Regions from separate parts of the Mus musculus genome. Here region 1 is linked to region 2. A link is a loop called in an ENCODE intact Hi-C map of the cell type or tissue named here. Cell type or tissue: heart. All regions are shown on one strand.

Region 1 (8,000 bases), 56 kb after region 2:
ACCACAGCTCCTCAATGCCTGTTAGACAATCAGCATCCCAGACCCCACCCCAGGCCCCAGTCAGATGGCACAATGCCATGATGCCTGGCATGATGTCTCTGAAGGTCAGCCTCAGCAGCACCCTCAGCTCTGTGAGATGCCAATGAAGATGCTAATGTGGTTCCCAACCTCAGGAGTTCCTAGCTTGGCATGCCCATCTTACCAACTTGTCTGTGTGATGTGTCTTCCAGTCCAACAATGGCTGTCTGTGAGGCCGGACAGCCTTGGTGCTGTGTGTGAGCCATGCATATCTAGAGAGGTATTTGAGGCTTGGGTTGGGGTATGCAGGTGGTATAGGAGCAGAGGTGGGGGTGGGGGAGCTGTCCTCGTAAGAGAATTGGTCATGGTTACATGAAGTTAAGGTTTCTATTGCTGTGGGAAAAAAACACTGACCAAAAGCAACTTGGGGGGCAAAGAGTTTATTTCAGCTTACAGCTTACAGTCCATCGTCCAGGGAAGTCAGGGCAGGAACCCAAGGCAGGAGCTTGGAGGTAGGAGCTAATACAGAGGCCATGGAGGGGTGCTGCTTACTAGCTTGCTCCCTATAGCTTGCTCAGCTTGCTTTCTTACCCAACCCAGGACCACCAGCACTGGGGTGGTACCACCCACAGAGGGTTGAGCTCTTATACATTGATTTAAGAAAATGCACAGGCTTGCCTACTGGTGGAGGTTTTTTTTCCAATTGAAGTTCCCTCTCTCTATTTGACTCTAGCTTGTGTCAAGCTGACACAAGAACTAGCCAGCATGCATGAGAAGGTGAAGGATCATCTACAGGAGGCAGGAGCCAACAGGAGAATGTCATGCAGACACCTATTAGCTTTTGAAGTTATGATGAACCTTCTAGAACCAAAGTGAGATGCAGGGACAAGACAGCTGTGAGATGGCTCCTCCTGCTGCTAGCATGGAAGCTTGCAAGTTAGTTATAGCCACTGCCCTAGGATCCCAGAAGGTAGCACGCTGGAAGGGGCATTTAGACGCTCTAGTTTTATAATCATGCTAAGAACATTTAATGGGAGGCCTGCCCTCTTAGTGTCTGTCTGTGGTGGATGGGTACAGAAAACACAGGAGATACACACACACACACACACACACACACACACACACACACACAGAGAGACAGACAGACAGACAGACAGACAGACAGACAGACAGAGACAGAGACAGAGACAGAGACAGAGACAGAGACAGAGACAGAACACACAATGGAATATGGAGACAATAGAACTCACCAGGTAAGGGCACTTGCTACCAACTCTGACGGCCTGAGTTTGATCCACATGATGGAAAGAGAAAATTTTCATCCACAAGTTGTTCCCTGACATGTGCGGGCACAGAGAGAGAGAGAGACACAAATTTAACAGAGGAATCGTATTCAGCCCTTAAGAAGGAGATCCTGCCATTTCTAGGAGTGAATAGCATCAGAGGACATTTTGCTAAGTGAAGGAGTCGGACACAGTGGCGATTCTGCAGGGTTTCACTTACACACTGCATCTTGTCTAACTGTGGACACGATGGGTAGAAGGTGGTTTCCCAGCAGCTGAGTAAAGGAGAGGTAGGCAGCTGCTTGGTGAATGTAGGTGTCAGGGACACCAAAGCCCTGCCCTGTGTCTCCCAAGAAGGAACTGAAAGCTACCTGGGCTCACTTCAGGGCCTACAGCAGATTAGAAGTAACATCAGCAGTAAAGAGATGTCACCTTGGGCAGGGAGTTCCAAGATGCCACTCTGTCACTACAGGTCCATCACATACTACAGCCAGACCCAGAGCCCTCCCAGAGTTTTCAGGCAGCTTCCTCCCCTTCCACTGATCGCAGGAAGCCATGAGTTTTTGCTGGCTCTTCTCTTCCATTGTCCTGCATGCATTTGGGAATTCCTCTTCTCCATGTGACAGTGGGGATGATCAGCAAGCCATTTTCCTAGTATGTCTCTGACTTTTCTAGTACTATGGAAGGCTTTGCTGCTGGATCTGCATCTCGGGGGGCGGGGGGGGGGAGAGAGAACTTGGGGACAGAGACCCCTGGAACCATCTGGCTGCCTGGCAGACATGACCTCAGAACCTTTCCGCAGCCCCATGACAGACCCTCCACTCGCTGAAGACTTGTAAAGTATCTAGACACGTGCCCTTCCTGCTCTGTGATTGGCTTATGACAATCTGGTATGTGGGCAGCCATGTACCAGAACAAGTTGTTGTGAGGAAATTCAGGGCAGGTGACCTCTTTGCTGGGTCTTAAAGTCAGCATCTTGGGGCCCTTGGGATTGGATATTGAGGGGAAGCTTGTATTGTTTTTGGACAGACCATCCTAAGGGACAGTCCCAGCTGAGGCTGTCTTACCTCCTGTGTCACAACACAGTGCCAATCAGGCTTGCCATTCAAAATTGTGCTCTCTAGGACATGTCCATTTGTGTCTTATGCCATTCCTGTGGGGCAGCCTCTGTCATAGCACCGCCCTCTTAATAACAAAGGGTCCCAAAGAGTCTTGTTGTAACAAGCCTTTTCTCATTCTTGTTTACACAGAGAGCACTTCCATGGGCTAGTGCTGGGGTCCAGTTGGTAGAGCATTTTCCTAGCATGCTTGAGGCCCTAAGGGTAGCATATAAGCCAGTTGTGGTGGCACACACACCTGTGGTCCTAGCCCTGGGGAGGTGGAGGCAGGGAGATTTAATGCCACCCTCAAGTACATCAAACCATGTTTCAAAAAAAAAAAGAATCCATCTTGTAATCCACTTAAAAATAGCAAAGTTTTGTGGTGGTGCACACCTTTAATCCCAGCACTTGGGAGGCAAAGGCAGGTGGATTTCTGAGTTTGAGGCCAGCCTGGTCTACAGAGTGAGTTCCAGGACAGCCAGGGCTACACAGAAAAACCTTGTCTCGGAAAAAAAAAAAAAAAAAAAAAAAAGCAAAGTTCACTACGTACTAGCATAAAAGGCTACTATGTTCTGTGAGTCAAGGGGAGAGAAGCGTGGCTGGATTTACATGTTTAAGTGCCAGTTGGGTCTGACTGAGGGAAAGATGAGTACGCCCTCCTGGTCCCCTCTGTTCTTACTCATTGCCAGGATAGTTCCAACCAGCTTCAGGGAAGCTTCCAGACCCCCACGGATACTTAAGAAAAGGAGGAGCCCCACCCAGGACTCTTAGAGCTCCCTGCTCTGCCATCTGGGGAAACTAAGGCATGGAGACAGAGACAGCGCCCTGGACTCTCCCTTGGGCCTGCTGTTTAATGAGATTCCCTTGAGGAAGGACTGGCCCTGAGTAGCTGAGCTTAAAACCAACTGATTTGTCTGGGGAGAGCTGAGGAGGGACAGGACTGGCTAACCCTGGGGACAGCCCTGGTGAGGGTCAGGCAGCTGTCAACGCTCACAACCTGGGTCTCGGCAATAGCGTGTGCAGGCCCTTGTGCCCCAACCCCATGCTCCTGGGAGGAGCCCTGTTCCCAGAAGCATGTCCCTGGACACTGCCTTCAGCCTGCAAGTTCACTTCCTGGTTAAGTAAACATCTGTTAAATGGCCCAGTTGGGCCCCACCCAGCAGCAGCTTTGGAGGAGAACCCGGGGCACCAAGCCTGGCAGGCCTCCCTAGTGAAGACACATCCATCATCACCCTGAAGCTCAGTGGCCTGCGTGTCCCACCCTGGGTCTGCCCGTCTGACAGCAGGGACGTGCAGAGCTGCCCATGCCAGGGACCTTCCAGAAACCTGTCCCCGACCCTCTGAAATCCTAACAATGGTGATGACGACAATTTCAAAAGTCTGGGAAGAGAGCAACCTCTCCCATCCATCACCACGGCCCTGCAGTGTGGGGTGCACACCCTGTTGTCCAGGTGAGACCATCAAGGCATGTGACCAAGCGGTCACACATTCACAGTGCTGCCTACAGCCTTGGGGAAGAATCAGGCACTAGCCTCTTCACAGCTCTGTGGTGGCTGTCCTGAGGATCAGAGAGGAGAAGGAGCTGAGTTTAAGGGGCCAGCCTGGCCAGTCCTGGAGTGCTTGACCCAGCTAGGTGCCACGCAGGAACACTTGCCACCTAGAAGAGAATAGGCATGTGCAGTTCACTGAGCGCAGTGCAATGGGCTGACCTGGGATATTTTGACTTTACAATGGGCTTATCGGAGCATCAAAAGCTCTGTGTGTGTGTGTGTGTGTGTGTGTGTGTGTGTGTGTGTGTGTGTGTGTGTGTGTTCAGGTTTGTTTGGAGATGGGCTCTCTCTGTTTCCCAGGCTGGCCCTAAACTCCTGGGCTCAAGTGATCCTCTTCCTCCATCTAGGACTAGAGTAGTACTTGCCACCACATCTGGCTTAACAGTATCCTGGACTTGAAGTGGGCTTATTAGACCCAGCCGGGGTGTCAGGGGAGGGTGTGTGCTTTGCCATGCTGTCTCTTTGTTGGTGCTTGGACATGGGAGCTGGACCTAGAGTGGAATCTTGGCTATGCAAAAAGAGAAAATTGAAGTAGCTAGATTCAGGGAAATAGCAAGTATACATAGGTCAGAGCTATGCTTAGCAGTTCCTGGGTACCCCTACCTGGGAGCTGTTGTGCCATTCAGTAGATGTTATTGTTTCCTGTTGACAATTGGGGCTCAGAGAGGAGCACAGGCACAAGGACTGGAAGAGGCAGGGCCCAAGAATTGAACCCAGATCTTCTACCACCTGAGCAGAGGCTCTCAACTAAGAGTTGAGTTATTGGCCTGACAAGAGACTGAGATCAGTTTGGCTCCTGTTCTCATTTTATAAGGGGACAGACAGCTTTAGGTCTCCTGCCTACCACTGTCTGTGGATGCTTTGCCATGTATCCCCTAGTCTGCCAAGGCCTGCCCTGGGCAGATGCATCTTCCCTTGTAAGGGTTTCCCACCTGCTGGATTCTGTTAAAGCCTCTGCCGTGAGAGCCCAACACTGCTCCTGCAGACATAGATGGGATGTGAGTTTGGTTTGGTTCCCTTGGGAGGGAAGAGGCCAGCAAGGGCCAGAGGCTTCCCCTAGTGTCTCTGTACTAAGAGTCTTCTGTCTTCACACTCCAGCTGGAGACTGCAGTGTGCTACAGAAGGAAGACAGAGCTAGGCCGGCTTCTGCCCTGGTGTGACGGCCACAGGGATTTAAACTTCCAGGAAGTCATTAGGAACCGGCAGCTGGGGAAAGGCTGTGTTTATTTGGCACCTAATCCATGCCAGACACTGCATGGATTATCTGCTTTTATCAGCATGGGACGTCTGCCTGGCAGTGTCTGGAGATATTTTAGGTATCTCTGGGGATTGGGGTGTGCTGTCATCCTGCAAACAGGAGCCATGCCTGCTGTTGATTTTCCTAAGACGCATAGGAAAGCACCTTTGGCAGAAACCAATGTTGTAACCCAAGAGCAGAAAATGACTTCTGTCGTTCTCTAGGTTAGAGCTGTGGTGATTAATACTGAAGACTTGACAGGATCTAGAATCTCCTAGAAACAAACTTCTGAGCATGGCTCTGAGGGAGTTTCTAGGTTGGGCCGAGTTGGGAAGTTGAGTAGGGTAGGTCACCCTAGCTACATGTCTGACATTTTGGGATGGAATAAGAAGGAGAAAGTGAGCTGACCTCCAGCACTCACCTCTCTCTGTTTCTTGACCATGGATACAGTGTGACCAGCTGCCACGTCTCCCTCGCCATGATGGACTGATTCCCTGAACTGGGCGCCAAAATAAACCCTTCTTAAGTCCCTTCTGTCAGGTGTTTAGTGACAGCAGTGAGAAAAGTGAGCACTACAGATGCTCATAGAGGCTACTTGAGTGTGTGACCACTGAACAGGGTCCTGAAAGAGTCAGAGAGTGGGATGAGAAGATGTGGGGAAAGGCATTGCGAGAAAGAGGGAAGAGTGTGTGCTGAGATCCCGAGTCAGGAGGTCATCATCAGAAGGACAAACGTGAAGGATTGTTGGATCTCACTCTATTTCAGTCGAAAGCACGCAGGCTTGTTGATTCTCCACAGTGTGCATGGGTCAGATCCTTGCATTGCTGCGCACATTTTACAGAGAAGAAATTCATGCCCAAAGAAAATGAATGTCTTGTTCAGTGATGGAGAGTCAGAGACAGGAAGTAGCTTAATTCTAGAGCTGTGCGCTGACGGTACACTGTGCCTGCTGTAGGCAGCCCTCTGGTTTCTCAAATAGTGACTCAACAGGGGCCCAATGGGGTTAGAAGCACACAAGGTTTAAGCTCTAAGGGCATGTTTAGGTTGCTCTGTCTGCACGGGGGAAATTAAGGTTTGCTTCCAGAAAGACACTTAAGAGGATGCCCTCGTACAGAGACAACAGGTGATCAGGACTGGTGGGACAGGATGCTAGAGCCAAATTCGTGCCACCCTCACAGGGGCATTTCCTGAGCACTGAGTCAAACACCATGCAGGGCATTTGTTCTGCAGCCTTCTGGGTAGATACTTTTCATGGCCACGTGCATAGATGAGGAAACTAAGGATCAATGAGTCATTTGCTGGTGGTCACTCTGGTTGTGACAAACACTCAGACCCACCTCTGATAGCAAGGTCACTTTCAGGGTTGTCTTCTCAGCTACCAACCCTGCTCATCACTGTGTTTTCCCCCACAGGGTGAAGGACAGTCTAGAGCCCTTGTCATCGCTCAGGAGCTGCTGTCTTCAGAGAAAGCGTGAGTGCCCCAGCAGCTGCCCATGGCTTATACACTAAGCCCTGCCCCTCCTAGCTTGGCCAGGATGCAGTTAATGCAGACCCATGCCTCTTTCCTTCCACAGATATGTGCAGATGTTGCAGCACTTAAGCCTGGTGAGTTCATCATTTTGATTGTCTCTAATGAATTGTCCCTTTACAGGGCTGGACTCTGAGAGGCAGAAATCAGGGAGCAGACAGGGGTGACTACATTTATAGGCTTAGTGGCTCAGGCTCTGGGCCAGGCTTTTCAGGGAAGCCTGGCCGGTTGATGGATGTACTGGGCAGGATGCCTCCCTGCCTGGGTGGGGTGGGAGCTCTGGCAGAAGGCTCTGGGAGGACGTTTGAGGATAGATGGGGGTGTCGAGGGCAGTTTGTGTGTTTGTTTCTGTGGTGGTGGGGATGGAACCTATGACTCACAGCATGCCAGGTGAGTAAGCATTCCACCACTGTGCCCAAACTCCATGCATGTGCCTTATCTTTGGGTCCTTATGTGGATCGTGATGTGCCTGCACAATGCCAGTTGTTCAGGGAACCAAGGGGTCTTCTCAGTCACCCTGGTCTCCTCTCTAGGAGCTCTCCAGAGACAAAAGCAAGAAGAAATCATTGAGGGTGCAGGGGGGACACCATGAATATGGAGCATTTGAGCAGGTTTCCGTGGGGAGATGGCTTCGGTTCAGGCTGGGTCCCAGGGAAGGCTGCATGCAGCAAAGATGACAGAATGGGGTGTTTTAGGCCTTGTGACAGCTCTCCCAAATGTGTGAGGAGTCACAGCCCCACCGCAGTTCTGCCTTGGTCCTTGATTCCCTGGCTTCATCTCATGCAATGTCAGAGCCATCTGCGGCCACTTTAAACATTTAGCAGGTAGTGATGTATAAGCTCAGAGGACAAGAACGTGACTAGGCCCAGGTCACATAGTGATGGAGCCAAGGTAGAAATGGGCTTTCCTAACACGTACGCCACTCTTCTCGTGTATGATCCAGTCTGCAGAGCAAAGCACCATTTCCCAGTGTCCTGCACCAAGCCAGGTCCCTGGGTGAGCCAGTTAAACTCCACACTGCTGTGCTATCCCCATGTGAGCAGGAAGACGTCCCGTCTCTGAGTGGAGAACAGAACAGTCTTCTGATTTAGCATGGACGCTGTTTGGGATTCCAGTTCTGTGTGTTATTAAACCTAAAAGCTCCCAAAACTTAAGTATCCCAGACCTTCCCGCTTCACTCCTAAAAGGTGGCTCAGCAAGGCAGGGAAGAATGGAGCCCTGAATTCTGCTCCCTTGCCTGCTCCTGCCTGGCAGCTTCACACAGGCTGGGTACTCTCTTCTGTC
Region 2 (8,000 bases):
CTGTGGCCTGCCTCAAGGCCTGGCTGGGCAGCCAATCAGATATGCTTATAGAAGGCCAGGAGGGTGAGAAGGAGGGCTTAGGATGCTGGCTCTGATCTGCCAGGGTGACTTGAATGGAGGAGGCAGAAGGCAAGTGGTAGGCACAAGCCTGGGAGCTACACTTACTGAGATCCAGCTCCAACGCTGCTTTGCATCCTGGGTGCAGCCTGGCCTCTCTGTGTCCAGTTTCCTCACATGCACAGTGAGGAGAGCTACAGCTAGCCCTTTCTGTAGCCATGAGAAGGATGCAGGATGTAGCGGGTTGAGCATGGGTTACCACCGCCATGGCCTCACCCAAAGGATACCCTGGGCATCCACCCCAGTTACTTCTGCACCCAGTTCTTTCAGCTCAGACCTTATACCTACCTGACTGTTTCTCAGATGTTTCAGAGCCATAGAGAGGGCTCCTTTGGGACCCCTTCTATATGACATTCCTGCACAGCTGGGATGCTTTGTCACTAGAAGGTACAGAAAGGAAGAGCGAGGGAGAAGGAAAGAGGAACAGAAAGAGGGAGCAGGAAGAGGTCTGCTGGAGACTGAGCACCCTGCCTCTGTGGGCAGCTGTCTTCAAGGTGTCGCTGCTGCCAAGCTCCTCTAGGGAAGTGGGGACAGACTCTTGGCAACTAGAGAGCCAAGTAGATGGATAGGATTTAAGACTGACTAGAAGCCGGGTATATTGGCCCATACCTTTAATCCCAGCACTTGGGAGGCAGAGCTTTATAGAGGCAGGCCTTCTATAAGGCTCTGATTGTTGAGGCAGGCCACAGGCATCCCATGCCCACCACAGCTCCAGGGTAACTGAGGCAGCAGATGCTCTCTGACACAGCACATAATAAGAACATAGAACCCCATCCCCCACAGTAGGTGACTCTGCTCTCTGAGTTTGAGATCAGCTTGCTCTACAGAGCGAGTCCCAGAAAAGAGAAAGCCTGTCTCAGGAAACAATAAAAACAACCAAATAATTAAAAAGTTAAAATTAAAATTAAAAAACAAAAAGAAACCAAACATACATTTCGGGTCGAAGTTGACCATCCTTGTAATGGTCCCCATCCTTGTAATGGGAAGAATGCATTCCTCAAGGCTCAAATGGTAACCACATGTCATCACCCTGGGCAGGATGGTTGCAAAGCCACTGCAAACAAAAGCTTTGGGATCCATCTTCTCTGGAAAGGAAAAACAAAGGAGTTCGAAAACAAAGGGGTTCAAGTCTTTCCCTCACAGCCTGTCACTCCGCACCCACCACCCCTCTGCCTGCAGGTGAACTGGTTGAATGCTGTGAGGTTTCCCAACTGGCCTTGGGGCTGTGCTCACAAATCCCACATCCAACAGTGTTGGGTTGGCAGAGCTTAGCAAAGCATTCCGGGATTTTCCTGCCACCACCCTGAACCCCTCCCCACAAACCCCAGAGCAAAATCAACAGTAGCGGCCACTGAACCAGAGCCTCCCTCCTGATCCCGCTGAGGCCATGTTCTTAGGATTTTACTGCTTATTCTAAAAGACAAGCTCTTTTTTTTTTTTTTACATCAATGGATTTACCAGTTCACTCCGTTTCACACACCTTAAAACATAGATCCCCTCATCCTCGCCACCACCTCTACCACCACTCAGCTGACTCCATCATCCCCACGCTGCCAAACTCCATTTCCACCGTGCACAGCACCTTCACGCCTCCATCCCTACACCGGCTCCATCAGCCCAGTCACCCATACTGTCGCCGTCAACCCGAGCAAATTTATCAGTTCTATCACATATACTCCTCCTACCCCCATCACCCTGACTGACTCTACCATCCACCTTTTCTGTCACCTCCGCCATCTCTATCACTTTAACCACTTCCGCATCCTCTGCCCCTGCCCACCACATGTCATTCCCTACTATTGTGTCACTGCCAAATATCCCCATCAGCACCTGGAAAAACACAACCACCTCTATCCCATATGCCATCTCCACCATCACCACCTGGAAAAACACAGCCATCTCTATCCCGTGTACCATCATCTCCATCATCACCACTCTTTCCATCACCTTGACCGTCTTCCTGCCTCAACTCTGCCACTTCTACCCCCGTTATCACCTGCTCCATCTCCACCTCTATCACCACCAACTCCTTCCCCTCTTACCTGCTCACCACCTCTGCGTCACCTATTCCACCACCTACACTGAGGACACCATGACTTGCATGACCACTCCTTCTCTACCTGGGGCACTACCACTCTCTCTCCTTCTGTTTCACCGCCAATGTCCTCATTCACTTCTAATGTCATCTCTGTCACCTCCATTTCCACCAGCATCACCTCCATCCTGAGCTAACCACCATGCACAGATCGATTGAATCTACCAATAACCAGTAATGTACTCAGTCAGATTTTCTTTTTTTCTTTTTCTTTTTCTCTTTTAATTAATCATCTATTTAATGTTAGCATGAGTTGGGGAAAGGCACCCAAAGCCATGGTGCACTTGTGGAGACCAGAGACAACCATTGGAATCTGCTCTCTCTCCTTCCACCTATGTGAGGTCCAGGGATTGAACTCTGATGTCCAGGTTTACGTGGCAAGCTCTTTACTCACTGAGCCATCTCGCTGACCCCAGCCATAAATTTTCTATTCCAGAGTCAAAAGTATTTTTCCACAAAGGGCTGGAGGTTTCAGTGTCTGGTGTGGTGACTCTGGGATGAAAAGGTCATTTGAAAAATTCAAATTCAGTTCTTAATTGTACAGTAGAGGGAAACATAGACCGCTCAAGGACATGTCATGCCTTTACATGCCTCAAGTCCCCCCAAGTTATCTCCTTCACTTCTTGTTTGGTTGACCCCTCTCACTGGGGACCTCCTCTGAGCTCCAGACCCAAGCTGTAGGACTGTGTATGTCAGACAGGACTCCCTGAGGGCAAAGGCATCTATATGGTCATTAACAGGCAGTACGGAGGAGATACTGGGTCTCACTATCTGGATACAATGTGAATCAAGCCCCCCACCCCCACCCCCACCCCCAGAAACGAGATAGCCCTTTCCAGCCATCTCCAAGAGGTGATGGATGACTACACAGACATACTCTGAAGCTCCCGGCTTCTGACTTGGGTTTCCTCAGAAAGTCCTGGCAGTTGCTCTGATTCTGAGTCTGATGAGGGCCCGGAAATGCGCATTTCACACACTCCCCATGGGTTCTGGCTATGGAGAGCCCCAACTGGTCTTCTTCACAGCCAGGGTGCTTCTCCATGGTGTTTGTTGGTTTAATTCGCCTTCTGTCCCTAACGACCTCTTCATTTGAGCTCTCCATGAGGAAGAGAACTTGTAGCTATCACGCTCCGTGGTCGCCTAGCCCAGACTGAATGAACATCCAAATCTGAAAATAAAGGGATGGATGGCCTCTGTCCCTAAGCCTTGTACAGCTCCTTTGGTCTCCTTGATCATAGCCCTGGCCCCTTTAAGTGTGCGTGGGGACGCCGGGACCCTCGGTCTCTGACAGCACAGAAAAAAAAAAAAAAGAAAAAAAAAAAAGCCTTCCTCTCGGGAGCGGGAGGAAACATAGGAGGGGGCGGAGGCGCGGCCGGAGCCTGGAGCCCCGAGCTTGAGCGGACGCCCCGCCCAACCCGAGCCCCGCGCCCAGCGCCCCTCGCCTTGCCGCGGAGTGCTGCGCCCGGGGCGGGCCGGGCCGGGGCGGGCGCGGGCGCGGTGGACTGGGCGGCAGTGGGACTCCGACTGACCGACCCGCACAGCACGCAGCGACCAGCCTCGGGCTCCGCGGTGGAAGATGCACAGAGCAGGTAGGAGCCCGCGCCACCTTCCGCGCTCCGGCGGCAGGCTCTGCGAGTGGAGCTTGCGGGACCCGGGTTCCCCTCTCTAGTAGCCCAGAGTTCGGGTGTTCTGTCCCACGCACCTCGCCGTTGTCCCCCGAGGAAGGGTCCCCTCAGAAACCAGGACACCCTGCCTTCCAAATCGTGCCCTCCAACACCCAATCCTTCCCCTTCTGTCCTTTGGGTCCCAGCAGGTCCTCCTTCACCCTTTGGTGGCTGCATTTGGTTCCCGGGCGCCGACGCCAGTCTGTTCTGGCACTCCAGGGCTCGACACACCCCACTCTGCCATCAAACACCTTGGTTGAGTTAGGAAGCTTGGGCTGTTCCTCTAGATGCACCCCTCTTAAAACCCTCAGCCCGGGCTCCACTACCGGTCCGAGGCCCCGTCACTCCCAGGAGCGTCAGCGTCCCTCTTACCCCCTTCCCCCTCGGGTCTCAGTCTGTGAATCAGACTTCACCAGGTCAGTGATTCCGGGAAACACAAAAGTGTTCTCAAAGAAATTTAGCGATCTCTGCCGAGGAGTGCCATTTAGCAGATTGAGAAAGTGAGCCTCAGTCAGATGGGCGGTGCCTGGAATCTGGATTCCCAGCTGCTGTACACAGGAAAGTTCTCAAAGATGAGCGCGTGCTAGGTAGTAATCCTGAGACCTATCTGCTCCACGCGGTTGCACCCTGTTTTCTTTTACTGCTATCGCTGAGCAGAAGAGGAACTCCTTCCTCACCAAGGACCCTGTTCAATGCCACACTTCCCAACACACATCCCCAAAGAAACAGGAAGCCACCATTTTGGCTGTCTTGGAACCATATCCTGCTGCTGTTACTGCTGCTGTTGGTGGTGGTGGTGGTGGCCTCGGTGGTGGCGGTGGCAGTAGTGGTGGTGTGTGTGAGGGGCAGGAGGAGTTGAGGCTTTTTTTTCTTTTTAAGAGTGTTTTACTGAAAAGTCATTGTCTTGGGAGCAAGGTGCGGCTGGAGACATTGGGCTGGTCTTACAACAGACTGAGGAGTGGGGCAGCCACCTCCCTGTGTCCAGGCATTGGTGTTGCTGAGGGTAATTAACGTGGGTCACAGAATTGAGGGGCATAAGGAGGAGAGTCACCGCATAGGAGTGGAGAGGACTGGAACAGGGTTCCCAGGGGCTGGCTACCCACTGCTCTCTGGGGAAGGTTGTAGTCTGGACAGAGATAGGCTGGCTTTCCCTACTCTCCTAACAAAACAGCTTGGTAACAATGGAGAGAGCCAGTCCAGCTTCCCCATATTTTCCTGTATGAAGCTGGAGCAGGCCCTCCTTTCCTAAGAGTCTGGAGGGTGGAGGGAAACAGAACAAATTTAGATGTAGATTTGACCCCAGGAAGCCTTTGCAGTGGGCACTTTTAGATCTAGCTGCCTTGTAATTTGTGTCTGTAGACATGATTCCCTTTTCAATATGATAGCCTTCCATGGTGACCGGTGGATGTCACACTCCCTGCCTCCAGATCTCATGGCTCCAGGACTCCCTGGGGTTGGATCTCAGAGCCACCATATGCTTATGTGACCTTGAGCAGGTTTCTTAACTGCTGTCCCTCAGTTTATCTATCGGACAAATCAAGATCTGTCTCAGACTTGTCTCTACTAACCAACAATAAAGTAAGCAGAACACAGTCCAAGCGACCACTGAACACTAACTCATATTTCCCGGGAACTTATAATGGATTAGTTACCACTACCGTGTATTCTTTCTGTCAGTCTAGTTAACATCATCAACAACAACCTGACGATGGGAAATTGAGCTACTCTGATCTGTTCAGGGGCCAAGACAGGATCGAAATCCAGTTTGAAAGCCATTTTGTTTTTAAATCCAGGCCCATCTTGGTGCATAGGGGATGTTTGCCTCTTGACTTTGTCAGGTGTTTTGTGTCTGTTGATTTCCTCGAACTCACAATAGTGCCATGAAAAGGTGGGTAGTTCTTTCCTTCCCCAGAAGGAAGACGTGGCTTCCAGAGGCAGAGGGATGTAGGATGTATACACACAGCTGTATGAGAAGGGCTGGTACCAGACCCTAGGCCTCCCCGCACTCTGTCTCCCACTGTCTTCCTGGGAAGTGCCCTGTTGTGGGTCACTGGACAAGCTTTAACAGCAGCCTAATTAGAAGCCAGAAGGCTTGGCTTGGACTTTCCAGCGGGCACTGAGGAATGGATGTTAAATTAAGATGCATTGCAAGGTGAAATTGGAAGATAATTGTTCTTGCGACATATGGTCAGGAGCGCTGCTCCAGGGGGAGTGGAGGGAATGGCAGGGGAGAAAGACTTGGGATCAGATGTCAGAGTGTCAAAAGATGCTGCAAGAAGCCCCCTGAGTTGGAAGAACTGGGGGGATTAACTTTTGGGTCCAACTCTACAGGTGGGGAAACTGAGGCATGAGAAGGGGAGAGACTTGGCCAAGGAGACATCTCCATTTAGTGGCTTAGTCAGGAATGGAGGCTGAGGCTCTGGCTCCCTGTCCAGGGCTCCTTCCCAGCCTCCATCTAACTGGACTCCTGCATGGCTGTGAGGGAGCAGCAGGCATGAATGTGTGAGTGACAGATATTTAATTAAAATCTAGAGAGAAAATAGCAGCTAGTACCAGCAGCCGGCTGGGAGTGATTTGTATCATCAGGCGCTATTGAAAACGTTCTTTCTTTCTGTGCCCATCCACTAGTTAGCATTTTGACTAAAGGGGTGCTCTGTCTTTGCACTATCCTCAGGTATGGCAAATCTCCAGGCATCGTGGGCTTTGGTGCCTGGGATGGGGCACATTACCTTCAGGGAGAGAGAAGGCTCTCGGGCAGCCAGAGGGTGCCAGCCAAGTCCATGATTGGGTCCACAACCAGGAAGTTAAGCTCAGCCCAGAGGAACAGTTCTAGTGCTGGCTTCACCTATAGCTCTCAGACCCCCACAGCTCAGCCACTGGGATGCAACCGACCCTGAGGGCTTCTTGTTGTTGTCTCTGGGCTTTGCACACATCATCACCTCTGCTGACTTCCCTGGCTCTGTGTTTTCTCTTATTGTGACCCCAGTCCCTTAGCATGTCCATCAAGAGAGCAAAGCCCATCTTGGAATCGGGAGCTTTCCCTGCCAGGGTGGCAGACAGGAGCAAGCCAGGCTGTCCCCTGTGCACTGCTGTGCTTTCCTTTCACTGCAGTCTCCTTCCTGGGTCCTACTTCTCCCTGTCCATGACTTACATCACATCCCACTATGTCTACCTGTGACAGACCTGCCCCTAGAACTCAGAGCCTGTTGGTCATCTCCACTAGGTGTATGATAAGTAACTCAGTTGGACTTCTGCACACTGAAATCCTGGGTCTCCCTTCCCAGCCCTGGCCATCTTGGCTATTGTGAATAAATTGTTCTGATATCACTCTTCTGGGTTCTCAGGCTTAAATTTCTTTTTATTATCATTTCGTTACCTGGGAACTTTTCTTCTCCCACATCCATATCTGCCCATGCACACGCCATCCTTCTGAATTCTGTTTCCTCATTGGAGTTTGACTCCTTGTTGTTCCAGTCTGGTCCAGGCTCCATCACTGTGGCTGGTCTGGAATAGTGTGAGAACCTCCCTTATGTCCCTTATCATGCCCACTCACTACAATTGTTTAGTCTGTCTGTCTATCTGTCTGTCTGTCTGCAGGCATGTGTCCTCTGTCTCACCCTGCTCCTTAAGCCCCTGAGAAAAAGCTCAGGCATCTCTGAGCCTCATCTCCTACACACCTCCTTCTCCCCACTCTTCCTGCCCAAAAGCATTGGGTTCCCTCCTGTCGTATGGACACACTGAGTCCCAGCTTCTCCCTTTTTTTCTACATCTTTTATGACCCCTTTGTGAGACCAGAGGGGTTTGTTGGTATGTCTCGAGACTCTAGACTAGGGCCCCACACAGGATAGGAGTACAGTATATATGAACCCATGGATCCTTACTAGAGAGACTTGAGTGGGAACTGACTTAAGTCACTTAGTCACACTGTAGGTGGACTCAGACACTACTTTTGACACACATCTCACCTGACAAGCTGCCCCTCATTTCTCTGCCTTAATGTCCGTGGACTTTACCCTTCTCACTGACACCAGGGTTCCTGGAGTTCCACTGTAGGGGAAATGTTCTGTGGGATAAAGGAGAGGTGGTGTGGCAGATGGTGGAAGTAGGAAATCGTGTTCTCTCCA

What was found. Peaks named below come from ENCODE experiments on the same cell type or tissue, not always from the same donor. Only the 100,000 strongest peaks of a DNase experiment are listed, where the experiment ranks them.
Region 1: a loop joins it to region 2, with 6 times the contacts of the local background. A loop is called at or near these places in 3 of 42 quality-filtered maps.

Annotation. Positions count from the first base shown.
Region 1 is chr6:92,031,425-92,039,424 of GRCm38, forward strand. Fgd5 (FYVE, RhoGEF and PH domain containing 5) reads left to right here. Exons shown (of 21, transcript NM_172731.3): 4 at 6,601-6,659; 5 at 6,763-6,793. Among named protein-coding and RNA genes, the nearest start is that of Fgd5, 56 kb to the left of the region's middle. In heart, a CTCF peak has its summit at 919; DNase peaks (open chromatin) are centred at 3,527, 5,157 and 6,928; H3K27ac peaks cover 575 bases.
Region 2 is chr6:91,975,242-91,983,241 of GRCm38, forward strand. Fgd5 (FYVE, RhoGEF and PH domain containing 5) reads left to right here and starts at 3,724. Exons shown (of 21, transcript NM_172731.3): 1 at 3,724-3,801. The coding sequence starts at 3,789. In heart, no CTCF peak of the experiment used is centred here; DNase peaks (open chromatin) are centred at 3,180, 3,760, 4,200, 4,540 and 1 weaker place; H3K4me3 peaks cover 2,795 bases; H3K27ac peaks cover 1,836 bases; H3K27me3 peaks cover 4,756 bases.